Linked DNA regions of Homo sapiens: region 2 is linked to region 1. A link is an interaction called in ENCODE POLR2A ChIA-PET data of the cell type or tissue named here. Cell type or tissue: B cell. All regions are shown on one strand. Each heading gives the region's core, and the rest is flanking DNA. Links, peaks and the distances in the headings are about the cores only.

Region 1 (5,367 bases), core at 74-5,073:
CATGTCCTTGTTTCTCTTGCTGAGTCACAGGGTGGACTTGAACTTGAACCGGCAAAGCTAGTCTCTGGAGATAGAAATCAGGGCAGTGGTTCCCTTTCGGGAAATGGACTAGAAGGGGCAGGAGGGACTTTCTGAGACCATGAAGAAGTCCTGCATCTTGATCTAGCCAGTAGGTACCAAGGTACAATCATTTATTAGAAAATCAAAACTTGCAGCAGTGGCTCACACCTGTAATCCCAGCACTTTGGGAGGCCAAGGTGGGTGGATCACTTGAAGTCAGGAGTTCGAGACCAGCCTGGGCAACATAACGAGCCCCTGTCTCTACAAAAAGTAAAAAGTAATTCACTGCGGATGGTGGCATTCCCCTGTAGTGTCAGCTACTCGGGAGGCTGTGGCAGGAGGATTACTTGAGCCCAGGAGACTGAGGCTGCAGTGAGCCATGATTGCGCCGTTGCACTCCAGCCTGGGCAACAGAGGGAGACTGTCTCCAAAAAAGAAGAAGAAGAAGACAAGAAAATCAAGGTATATGTTTAAGATTTATGCGATTGGCCAGTTGTAGTGGGTCACGCCTATAATCCCAGCACTTTGGGAGGCTGAGGCGGGCAGATTATGAGGTCAGCAGATCAAGACCATCCTGGCCAACACGGTAAAACCCCGTCTCTACTAAAATACAAAAAATTAGCCAGGCGAGGTGGAGGGTGCCTGTAGTCCCAGCTACTCAGGAGGCTGAGGCAGAATCGCTTGAACCTGGGAGGCGGAGGCTGCAGTGAGCTGAGATAGCGCCACTGCACTCCAGCCTGGCAACAGAGTGAGACTCCGTCTCAAAAAAAAAAAAAAAGACTTAAGCGATTAACTATATCTAACTGAAATCTCAGGAAAAGGTCACAAGTCAAGGAGAACATGTTCGTGAAGATTCAGATACAAAAGTACAGGGTGGACATTCCATTAAAATTTGCCCACAGAATTGTTACAACCCTGTTAGTTTCTCAATAAGACGAAAAATTCAGATCTCAAAGAATTTTAAAGCCCAGCAACAGGGGACTAGTTAAATATAAATTACGTTCAACCTAAGGAAGCTGACTGAAAATATGTTTTCTTTTTGAAAACATATATTTTCAATCACCTTATATATAAGATATATTGCTGGGCATAATGGCTCACGCCTGTAATCCAAACACTTTCAGAGGCCGAGGTGGGTGGATCGTTTGAGGTCAGGAGTTCGAGACCTGCTTGGCCAACATGGTGCAACCCCATCTCTACTAAAATTACAAAAATTAGCCAGGCGTGGTGGTGGGTGCCTTTAATGCCAGCTACTCAGGAGGCTGAGACAGGAGAATCGCTTGAACCCAGGAGGCAGAGGTTGGAATGAGCTGAGATCGCGCCATTGCACCAGCTTGCACAACAAAGAGCGAAACTCCGTCTCGGGGGAAAAAAACAAAACAAAAACCTTTAAAATAGAATAAAATACGTGTATTTATATATAAATTATGGCCTATCCATGCTGCTATGCAGCAACAGACACACAAAAAGAGCCTGTCCTTTCTAGACATGTAACTCCCTTTTTGGTGTACTAAGTGAGAAAAAAAGAAAAGGTTTGTAGTGATCAGTTTTACTGAAGAAAGAAAAGGAAAGGAAGAAGAGAAGGAAAAGGGAAAGGGAAGGGGGAAGGGGAAAGGGAAGTGGGGGGGGGAAGGGAAGGGGGAGGGGGGAAGGGGAAGGAAAAGGTACAGAAGAAAGTCTGTACTTTGTGACTAAGACAACCAAAGGGAAACAAAACAGGACCCGGGGCGGCTGGGGCCTGGTGGGGAAGGAGCCACTGCATGTTTTCCGACATCTTTGAATTCCGCATCATACACACGCATTACTGAGTTCAAAACATTAGAGTAGCTAATAGCTATTCAACACTGACTCTATGCCAAGCAAGGCATTGAGAACTTTTCATGATTATTAACCTTTTTGATTTCTTTTTAAATAGAGACAGGGTCTCACTCTGCTGCCCTGGCTGGAGTGCAGTGGTAAGGTCACAGCTCACTACAACCTCCAACTGTAGGGCTCAAGTGATCCTCCCGTCTCAGCCTCCCAAGTAGCTGGGATCACAGGTACCCACCACCACCTTAAGTTTTTTGGTTTTTTTGTTTGTTTGTTTCTTTAACAGACAGAGTCTCACTGTGTCACCCAGGCTGGAGTGCAATGGAGTCCAAAGTGCTGGGATTACAGGCGTGAGCCACCACACCAGGCCACCTTAAGTTTCTTGTAGAGGCAAGGTCTCACTATGGTGTCCAGGCTGGTCTTGAACTCCCTGCAATGACCCCACTGCACCTGCCTATTAACCCATTTAACCATGACAGGATCCATTAAAATGGGTCTGCTGGCTCCATTTTACAGATGCAAATGAGGCCCAGAGGGTGGGGGCCTGCCCAGGGTCACACAGCATCTGGGGGTGGCATGAACATGGACTGAAGGCACAGGGCCTGAGCTGTCTAACCACCAGGGCACCTGGCCTTCTGAGCAAACACATCTTAGGCAGACCCTCCAGTAACTCCCAGCCAGGGCCCGGCTTTGGACCTCTGGTGTTTGCCTGTGGCCTGTGCTGTCCTGTGACTCCACTTTGTGTCTGAGGCGCCAGGCACTGTGAGGACAATGGTGATGCCCCAGACGCCACCAGCGCCCAGCTCAGACAACGGACAATCACAGCTTCAGAACATAGGGCGGGAGTGACGCCCAAGAGAACACAGAGCTGTGGGCACAGGCAGGAGAAGGTGACTTTCTGGGCCTGGGGTATTTGTAGTGTGGAATATGATGAGGTTTCTCTTCAAACAGGCTGATCAATCTTTTAATTCATAGTACCCCACACACACATACACACTCTTTTTTCCTTTTTCCTTTCTGGCTTTGTTAGATGCCCAGGCACGCCACAGTACCAGGCGTTACCAGTACCAGCTCACATTCCTTCCCTTATTTACAAAGAAGACTAACTTTCTAGTTCACTACAGACATCCCTTCCCCTTTCCTCTCTCTTTTACGTGCCCACCTTATCTACAAAAATTCAAATGTTTAGCCAACCAAAATTGGTTTAGATTGTATGACCCGACCCCGGCCAATGGGGAGAGGGTACAGGAGCAGGACTTGCATCAGGAATAAAGGCTCTCGTGTCCCTTTGTTCAGGTGTGCTCTCATGGCGACTGGCCAAGGACAAGCACCCCTCTGTACAGAAGTAAAATTGCTTTGCTAAAAATCCTTTGTTCGAGTGTTTAATTTCCTTAAAATTTTGAGTGTTATTCCGAACAGTTCTAAGTCGGGCACAGGAGGGCACAGCCTGGGCGACGGAGACGCAGCTCTCAGGGGAGAGTTTGAGGACAGGGCAGGGCAGGCGCAGAGGGCCTCGCATGCCAGGCTGAGAGCGCCAGGAGCCCTGGGACTTATCCGATTTTGCTTCTAAAAGTTCCCAGACTGCTGCATGCAAAGGGCACCAACATTCACCCTCGGCCTGGACTGCCTCCGAAATGAGCCCCCCAGAAGTCTCCTAGGAGCTTGGTGAGCAGGGGCCTGGCCCTAAGGGTTTTCTGGGACACAGCAGCAGGAGTACTTGGAGCCTTCCAGAAACCACCTCCCAAGCAGCTCTGCCTGGAACACTGACACTGGCCACTTAGCAGGAAGTGACTTTCCAGCCTCCGTCATCTACTTCCTCCTCGTTGATCCCATCCGCATTCTGAGAGTACTGAAATCTACCTACTCCTCTCCTCTCCCTTTGCTGCTGCTACAGTGCCCTCTGTGCACCCAGGCTGCCCTGCATTCCAGTCCCTGCTTGGCCACCTCTGTGCTGTGTGATCCTGGGCGGGCTTCCTGGCCTCTCTGGTCTAGGTTTCCCGTCAGTAAGACAGGGTAACCTTGCCAAGCTCAGAGTGATTCCGCTCGAATGACATTTCCTCAGAGACTTCTCTCACCCCCATTCACACCTCTCCCACCTCCACCCCCCATGCCTCATTTTTCTCTGTGGAACTAACACATGCTAAATGTCACTTAGCTGCATTTTGTTCTGGCTCACATACAGACCCCATACCCCCATCTGAGCTGTGTGGGGAGCTCACACACAGCTCCCCAAGGTGGGATCCTCCAACATTCCATCCCCAAAGCATAGAGTAGGGCTGGCACACAGGAGATGCACAATTAAGTAGTTTATTAACTTTTTTTTTTTTTGAGATGGAGTCTTGCTTTGTCACCCAGGCTGGAGTGTAGTGGCGCAATCTCAGCTTACTCCTGCCTCAGCCCCCCAAGTAGCTGGGATTACAGGCGCCCAGCACCACACCCGGCTAATTTCTTTGTATTTTTAGTAGAGATGGGGTTTTGCCATTTTGGCCAGGCTGGTCTCGAACTCCTGGCCTCAGGTGATCCACCTGCCTCAGCAGCCCAAAGTGCTGGGATTACAGGCATGAGCCACCGCGCCCGGCCTTATTTATTTTAGAGGCAGGATCTCACTCTGTGCCCAGGCTGCATCAGCAGCACAATCACAGCTTACTGCAGCCTCAAACTCCAGGGTACAGGCAAACCTCAGTCTCGGCCTCCTGAGTAGCTATGACTACAGGTATATGTCACCATGCTTGGCTAATTTTTTTTTTTTAGAGATGGCATCTTCCTATATTGCCCAGTCTGGAGTGCAGTGGCACAATCATACCTCACTGCAGCCTTGAACTCCCGGACCCTAGTGAACTTCCCACCTCAGCCTCCCAAGTAACTGGGACTGCAGGCACACACCACCATGCCCGGCTAATTTTTTTATTTTTTGCAGAGACAGGGTCTCGCTATGTTGCCCAGGCTGGTCTCAAACTTCTGGCCTCATGCAATCTTCCCGCATCGGCCTCCCAAAGCACCGGGATTACAGGTGTGAGCCACTGCACCTAGCCTAGTACTATTGCATCATTTCAGTACCTGGCCTCCTATCCATGGGCCCAGGCCAGGCCCCAGGGTCCTGGCCCAACCTCCCACCTTCCCCAGTGACCTTTCTAAAATGAAGATCCTGCCTCCAAGCTTCTCTCTTGCAGAAACCAAGTGACTGGTCCTAGCCCGTCCTGTCCAGTCCTAGTCCCAGTGCTGACCGGGTTCCCCAGCCCCACCCCCTGCACCTGCCTCCTCTGAGTTCTCTCTGGCACTGCTGGCCTTCAGGCCTTTGCAGGGGGTGTTCCCTCTGCCAGGAAACCCTCCCATAGGCCCTGCCTACCTGGCCATGGGCAGGTGTGATGGCTTGCGCCCCTCCCTCCCAAATACACACCCCTTCCCACTCCCAGCAAAACGGCCTCTGATGAAGGTCTAGTCCTGTGACACGCCAAGACTTCTGCACCTGGCCTGGTCACTGCTAGATCCTCAGCACCT
Region 2 (5,367 bases), core at 231-5,230, 430 kb after region 1:
AGTGGGGCGAGAACAGGCCAGACTCACTCTCTAAGAGCCCCCAGAAGGTCTTGATCCCCAGAGATCCCAAAGGGGACATTCCCCCAGCACTCGCTGTGGACTCTGAGTACGTAACCTTCAGTTGCTTCATCCTGTAGCAACCCTGAGAGGCAGGTATCACTCCCATTTTCAGGTGAGGATACCAAGGCACAGAGGGGTCAAGTAACTTGCCTAGAGTTAAACAGCCAGGGTCTGGCAGAGCTGGGATCAGAACACCGCAGCCTAGCTCCAGAGCTTGGGCCAGTGAGCGGAGGCCAGTGCAGAGGCTTAAAAGGGGTAGGCCTGGCCAGGTGCAGTGACTCACACCTGTAACCCTAACACTTTGGGAGGCTGAGGCGGGCGGATCCCTCGAGCCCAGGAGTTCGAGACCAGCCTGGGCAATATGGTGAAATCCTCTCTATACAAAAATTAGATAGGTATGATGGTGTGCCTGTAGTCCCAGCTACTCAGGAGGCTGAGGTGGGAGGATTGCCTGATTCTGGGAGTCCGAGGCTGCAGTGAGCCATGATCGCACCACAGCACCATGACACTACAGCCTGAGCAACAGAGCTAGACCCTTATCTCAAAAACAGAGAGACAGTCCTGGGCTCGGACCCCCAGCTCTGTGGGCTTGAGTGGGTCCCTCTCGTGTAAGTGGGGTATTGGTGCCCCATTTAAACTAGGTGTCTGTTGGGAGGCAGAGGCAGGAGGATCACTCGAGACCAGGAGTTCAAGACTAGCCTGGGCAAGATAGTGGGACACCATCTCTATATTTAAAACAAGAAACAGGCTGGGTGAGGTGGCTCATGCATGTAATCCCAGCACTTTGAGAGGCCGAGGCAGGTGGATCACTTGAGGTCAAGAGTTCAAGACCAGCCTGGCCAACATGGTGAAACCCTGTCTCTACTAAAAATACAAAAAAAATTAGCCAGGTGTGGTGGTGCAGGCCTGTAATCCCAGCTACTCAGGAGGCTGAGGCAGGAGAATCGCTTGTACCTGGGAGGTGGAGGTTGCAGTGAGCTGAGATCACGCCACTGTACTCCAGCCTGGGTGACAAAGCAACACTGCATCTCAAAAACAGAAAAAAAAAAAAAAAAAAAAACAGGCCAGGCGCAGTGGCTCACGCTTGTAATGCCAGCTCTTTGGAGGCCGAGACGGACGGATCACCTGAGGTCAGGAGTTTGAGACCAGCCTGACAAACATGGAGAAATCCCGTCTCTACTAAAAATACAACAAAAAAAAAAAGGTAGCCAGGCATGGCGCCACGCGCCTGTAATCTCAGCTACTCAGGAGGCTGAGACAGGAGAATTGCTTGAACCCAGAAGACTGCGGTTGCGGTTAGTGGAGATCGTGCCGCTGCACTCCAGCCTGGGCGACAGAGCGAGACTCCGTCTCAAAGAAACAAAAAAAACAAAAACTGAGTATCCATGAGCCACGGGAACCCCCTCTCTGTTTACTTATCATTCATCCATTCTGCTGCTTTCTCTTGGACACCTGCTACGTACCAGGCCTGCTATGTACCAGGCCGCCTGTGCGGGCTCAGGACAGAAGATGAGTTAGCACAATGGCCTCACCTTTCTTTTATTTTATTTTATATTTTTTTAAGACAGAGTCTTGCTCTGTCACCCAGTCTGGAGTGCAGGGGCGCGATCTTGGCTCACTGCATCCTCCGCCTCCTGGGTTCAAGTGATTCTCCAGCTTCAGCCTCCCGAGTAGCTGGGATGACAGCGCCTGACACCACACCCAGCTAATTTTTGTGTTTTTAATAGAGATGGGGTTTCGCCGTGTTGGCCAGGCTGGTCTTGAACTCCTGACTTCAGGTGATACACCTGCCTCGGCCTCCCCAAGTGCTGAGATTACAGGTGTGAGCCACTGCGCTGGCCTGGCCTTACCTTCTTATGTGGAGATCAAAGGTCACAGGGTCATGACCAGCTACAGGTACTCTCCTAGCCTGTTTCCACATCTCAAAATGGGGCTGGCAGTGCTTCATGATCAGGTTGTTGTGAACAGCTGCCCATTCATTCCTCCACTCGAACATTCACTAAACTTAATTTTTTTTTTTTTTGAGACAGGTTCTCAATCACCCAGGCTGGAGGAGTACACTCCGGCCTCGACCTCCTGGGTTCAAGAAATCCTCCTACCTTGGCCTCCCATGTAGCTGGGGAACTACAGGAATGCATCACCATGCCCAGCTGATTTTTAAAATTTTATGTAGAGGCCGGGCACAGTGGCTCATGCCTGTAATCCCAGCACTTTGGGAGGCTGCGGCGGGCAGATCACTTGAGGTCAGGAGTTCGAAACCAGCCTGGCCAACATGGTAAAACCCTGTCTCATGGCACGGTGGCTCACGCCTGTAATCCCAGCACTTTGGGAGGCCGAGGTGGGTGCATCACGAGGTCTGGAGATCGAGGCCATCCTGGCTAACATGGTGAAACCCTATCTCCATTAAAAATACAAAAAAAAAAATTAGCTGGGTGTGGTGGCATGTGCCTGTGGTCCCAGCTATTTGGGAGGCTGAGGCAGAAGAATCACCTGAACCTGGGAGACAGAGGTTGTGGTGAGCCAAGATCCCACTACTGCATTCCAGTCTGGGTGGCAGAGCGAGACTCCGTCTCAAAAAAAACAAAACAAAAAACAAAAACCCTGTCTCTATTAAAAATAGAAAAAAAATTAGCCAGGCGTGGTGGTAGGTGCCTTTAATCCCAGCTACTCGGGAAGCTGAGGCAGGAGAATTGATTGAACCAGGGAGGTGGAGGTTGCAGTGAGCCAAGATCATGCCACCGCACTCCAGCCTGGGCAACAGAGCGAGACTCCCTCAAAAAAAAAAAAAATTATGTGAAGATGGGGTCTCCCTATGTTGCCCAGGCTGGTCTGAAACTCCTGTGCTCAAACGATCCTCCTGCCTTTGCCTCCCAAAGAGCTGGGATTATAGATTCGAGCCACTGGGCCTGGTCTCACCAAACATTTGTTGAGCATCTGATGAGTAGCAGGCGTTGAAGTGATGTCCTCCGAGGAGCCCACCTTTAATGTTAGGTGACCCAGCTGAATGGAGGGTGGGCTTGACAGTGAAGCAGCTTGAGGTTCACACATCAGTCCCTCGACTTAGGAATTGTGTGGCCTTGATCACTCTGTGACCCCTCTGAGTCTCTCTCTGTTCATCCCTAAGATGGGTGTGTTTATGGCCGGGCACAGTGGCTCACGCCTGTAATCCAGCACTTTGGGAGGCCAAGGCAGGCGGATCGCTTGAGGTCAGGAGTTCAAGACCAGCCTTGCCGACATGGTGAAACCTCATTTCTACTAAAAATACAAAAATTAGCTGGGCGTGGTGGTGCACACCTGTAATCCCAGCTACCAGGAGGCTGAGGCAGGAGAATCACTTGAACCCAGGAGGTGGAGGTTACGGTAAGCTAAGTTCACATCACTGCACTCCGGGGTGACAGAGCAAGACTCTGTCTCAAAAAAAACAAAACAAAACAAAAGCCGACAGGTTTGGTTATGGGAGATCTGTGCCCAGACCTTGGCACAGGGCGTGGGCAGAGGTGAAGGGCTGCTACCTGCACCTTTGCTGCCCGGGCATTCAGCAAGTGCCGGTGCCCAGCCCAACCACTTCCCTTAGCACTGCTACCTGGCTTGGCCACTGTCTGGAACGAGAGCCCTTCCTTCCCCACCCGTTGCTGATTATCTCTTTTTTTTTTTTTTTTTTGAGATGGAGTTTTGCTCTTGTTGCCCAGGCTGGAGTGCAGTGGCGCGATCTCGGCCCACCGCAACCTCTGCCTCACAGGTTCAAGTGACTCTCTTGCCTCTGCCTCAGCCTCCCAAGTAGCTGGGAATACAGGCATGTGCCACCACGCCTGGCTAATTTTGTATTTTTAGTAGAGACGGGGTTTCTCCATGTTGGTCAGGCTGGTCTCGAACTCCCGACCTCAGGTTATCTGCCCGCCTCGGCCTCCCAAAGTGCTGGGATTACAGGTGTGAGCCACCGCATCCGCCCGTGGCCTTGGCTTTGTTGGTGAGGTGGCTCCCAGCTCCGCCCTCCCTCCAGCTGTGTGGCCTTGGGTGCGCTGACCTCTCCGTGCCTCAGTTGCCTTCTCTGAGAAATGGGTATGATGCAGCCTCCCAGGGTCATTGGGAAAATCAGATGAGCTGATGCAGGAATGAGGCACAGGGCAGTGGAGGCCTGGCGTGGAGTTCACCCTTATGGGGCAGCTGAGTCTGGTTACGGTTGTCACTTCCCGGGGTGGTGCAGTCACTGCTGCCCAGATGCTCATGACTGCCTGCCTTCCTCCGGCAGCTGGCGTGCGGCCAGGATGGGCAGCTGAAGGGCTTCGCGGTGCTGGAGTATGAGACGGCTGAGATGGCGGAGGAGGCACAGCAGCAGGCGGACGGCCTGTCCCTGGGGGGCAGCCACCTGCGAGTCTCCTTCTGCGCCCCTGGGCCCCCCGGCCGCAGTATGCTGGCCGCTCTCATCGCTGCCCAGGCCACGGTGAGCCTGTGCGGGCAGAGGTGGCGGGGTGGGGATGGGAGCCCCATGGGGATGTCAGGGCCCCAGCGGCACTCTGAGCTGCTTCTGTTCCTTCCTGCAGGCCCTCAATCGGGGGAAGGGACTCCTCCCCGAGCCCAACATCCTGCAGCTGCTCAACAACCTGGGCCCATCCGCGTCCCTCCAGCTGCTGCTCAACCCCCTGCTCCATGGCAGTGCGGGGGGGAAGCAGGGTAAGGTGGGGCTGGACAGGGGCCCCACTGTGCAGAACAGGGGCTGCAGCGCTGCCCCCGGCACTTCCCGAAACTGCTCATCTTGGCTGCAGTGACAGGAGCCCCAGGAGTAGGGCCGAGGGGGAGTATGGAGTCATAGCGGGGGCTGCTGCTGTCCACAACTGGGGGCCGGGACCAGGGCCACACAGCAGCCTGCAGTGAGGTGGGGTGCTGACAAGAGGGGGCTGACCTTCACTGGAGTAGCCTCTGCCCCTTCTAGGCCCTTCCTTTGGGCAAGTCCACTGCCCACCCCCCGGCCCCAGAGTGTCAGTTTCCTGCCCCATCAATGGGTTCAGGGCTGTGTTTCGTGAGGTGGGGCAGGGAGGACACAGGGACCCCCACACATCCTCCTATGTCTCCCTCCAGGCCTCCTGGGTGCCCCCCCAGCCATGCCGCTGCTCAATGGGCCAGCCCTGTCCACGGCGCTGTTGCAGCTCGCCCTGCAGACCCAGGGCCAGAAGGTAACACACGCATCCCCCTCACCCACTGCTCTACAGCCCCTACAGGCTCTTTTCAACACAGCTGGTGCGATCGGTGGGGTGGGGGGACCTCTGGCTGTGCCCTGGGGGCGCAGAACCAGGGTGAGGGCGACTCCCC

Evidence for each region. Peaks named below come from ENCODE experiments on the same cell type or tissue, not always from the same donor. Only the 100,000 strongest peaks of a DNase experiment are listed, where the experiment ranks them.
Region 2: POLR2A ChIA-PET joins it to region 1 with 5 read pairs; 2 of 35 experiments call an interaction of 5 or more read pairs at or near these places.

Annotation. Positions count from the first base shown.
Region 1 is chr19:10,749,731-10,755,097 of GRCh38, reverse strand. The region is part of intron 1 of DNM2 (dynamin 2); the gene reads right to left. Among named protein-coding and RNA genes, the nearest start is that of MIR4748, 28 kb to the left of the region's middle. RefSeq lists an enhancer at 3,926-4,547. In B cell, for the core only: no CTCF peak of the experiment used is centred there; no DNase peak of the experiment used is centred there; H3K27ac peaks cover 3,474 bases.
Region 2 is chr19:10,322,509-10,327,875 of GRCh38, reverse strand. RAVER1 (ribonucleoprotein, PTB binding 1) reads left to right here. Exons shown (of 13, transcript NM_133452.3): 4 at 4,310-4,501; 5 at 4,602-4,731; 6 at 5,137-5,231. Among named protein-coding and RNA genes, the nearest start is that of RAVER1, 8.3 kb to the left of the region's middle. In B cell, for the core only: no CTCF peak of the experiment used is centred there; no DNase peak of the experiment used is centred there.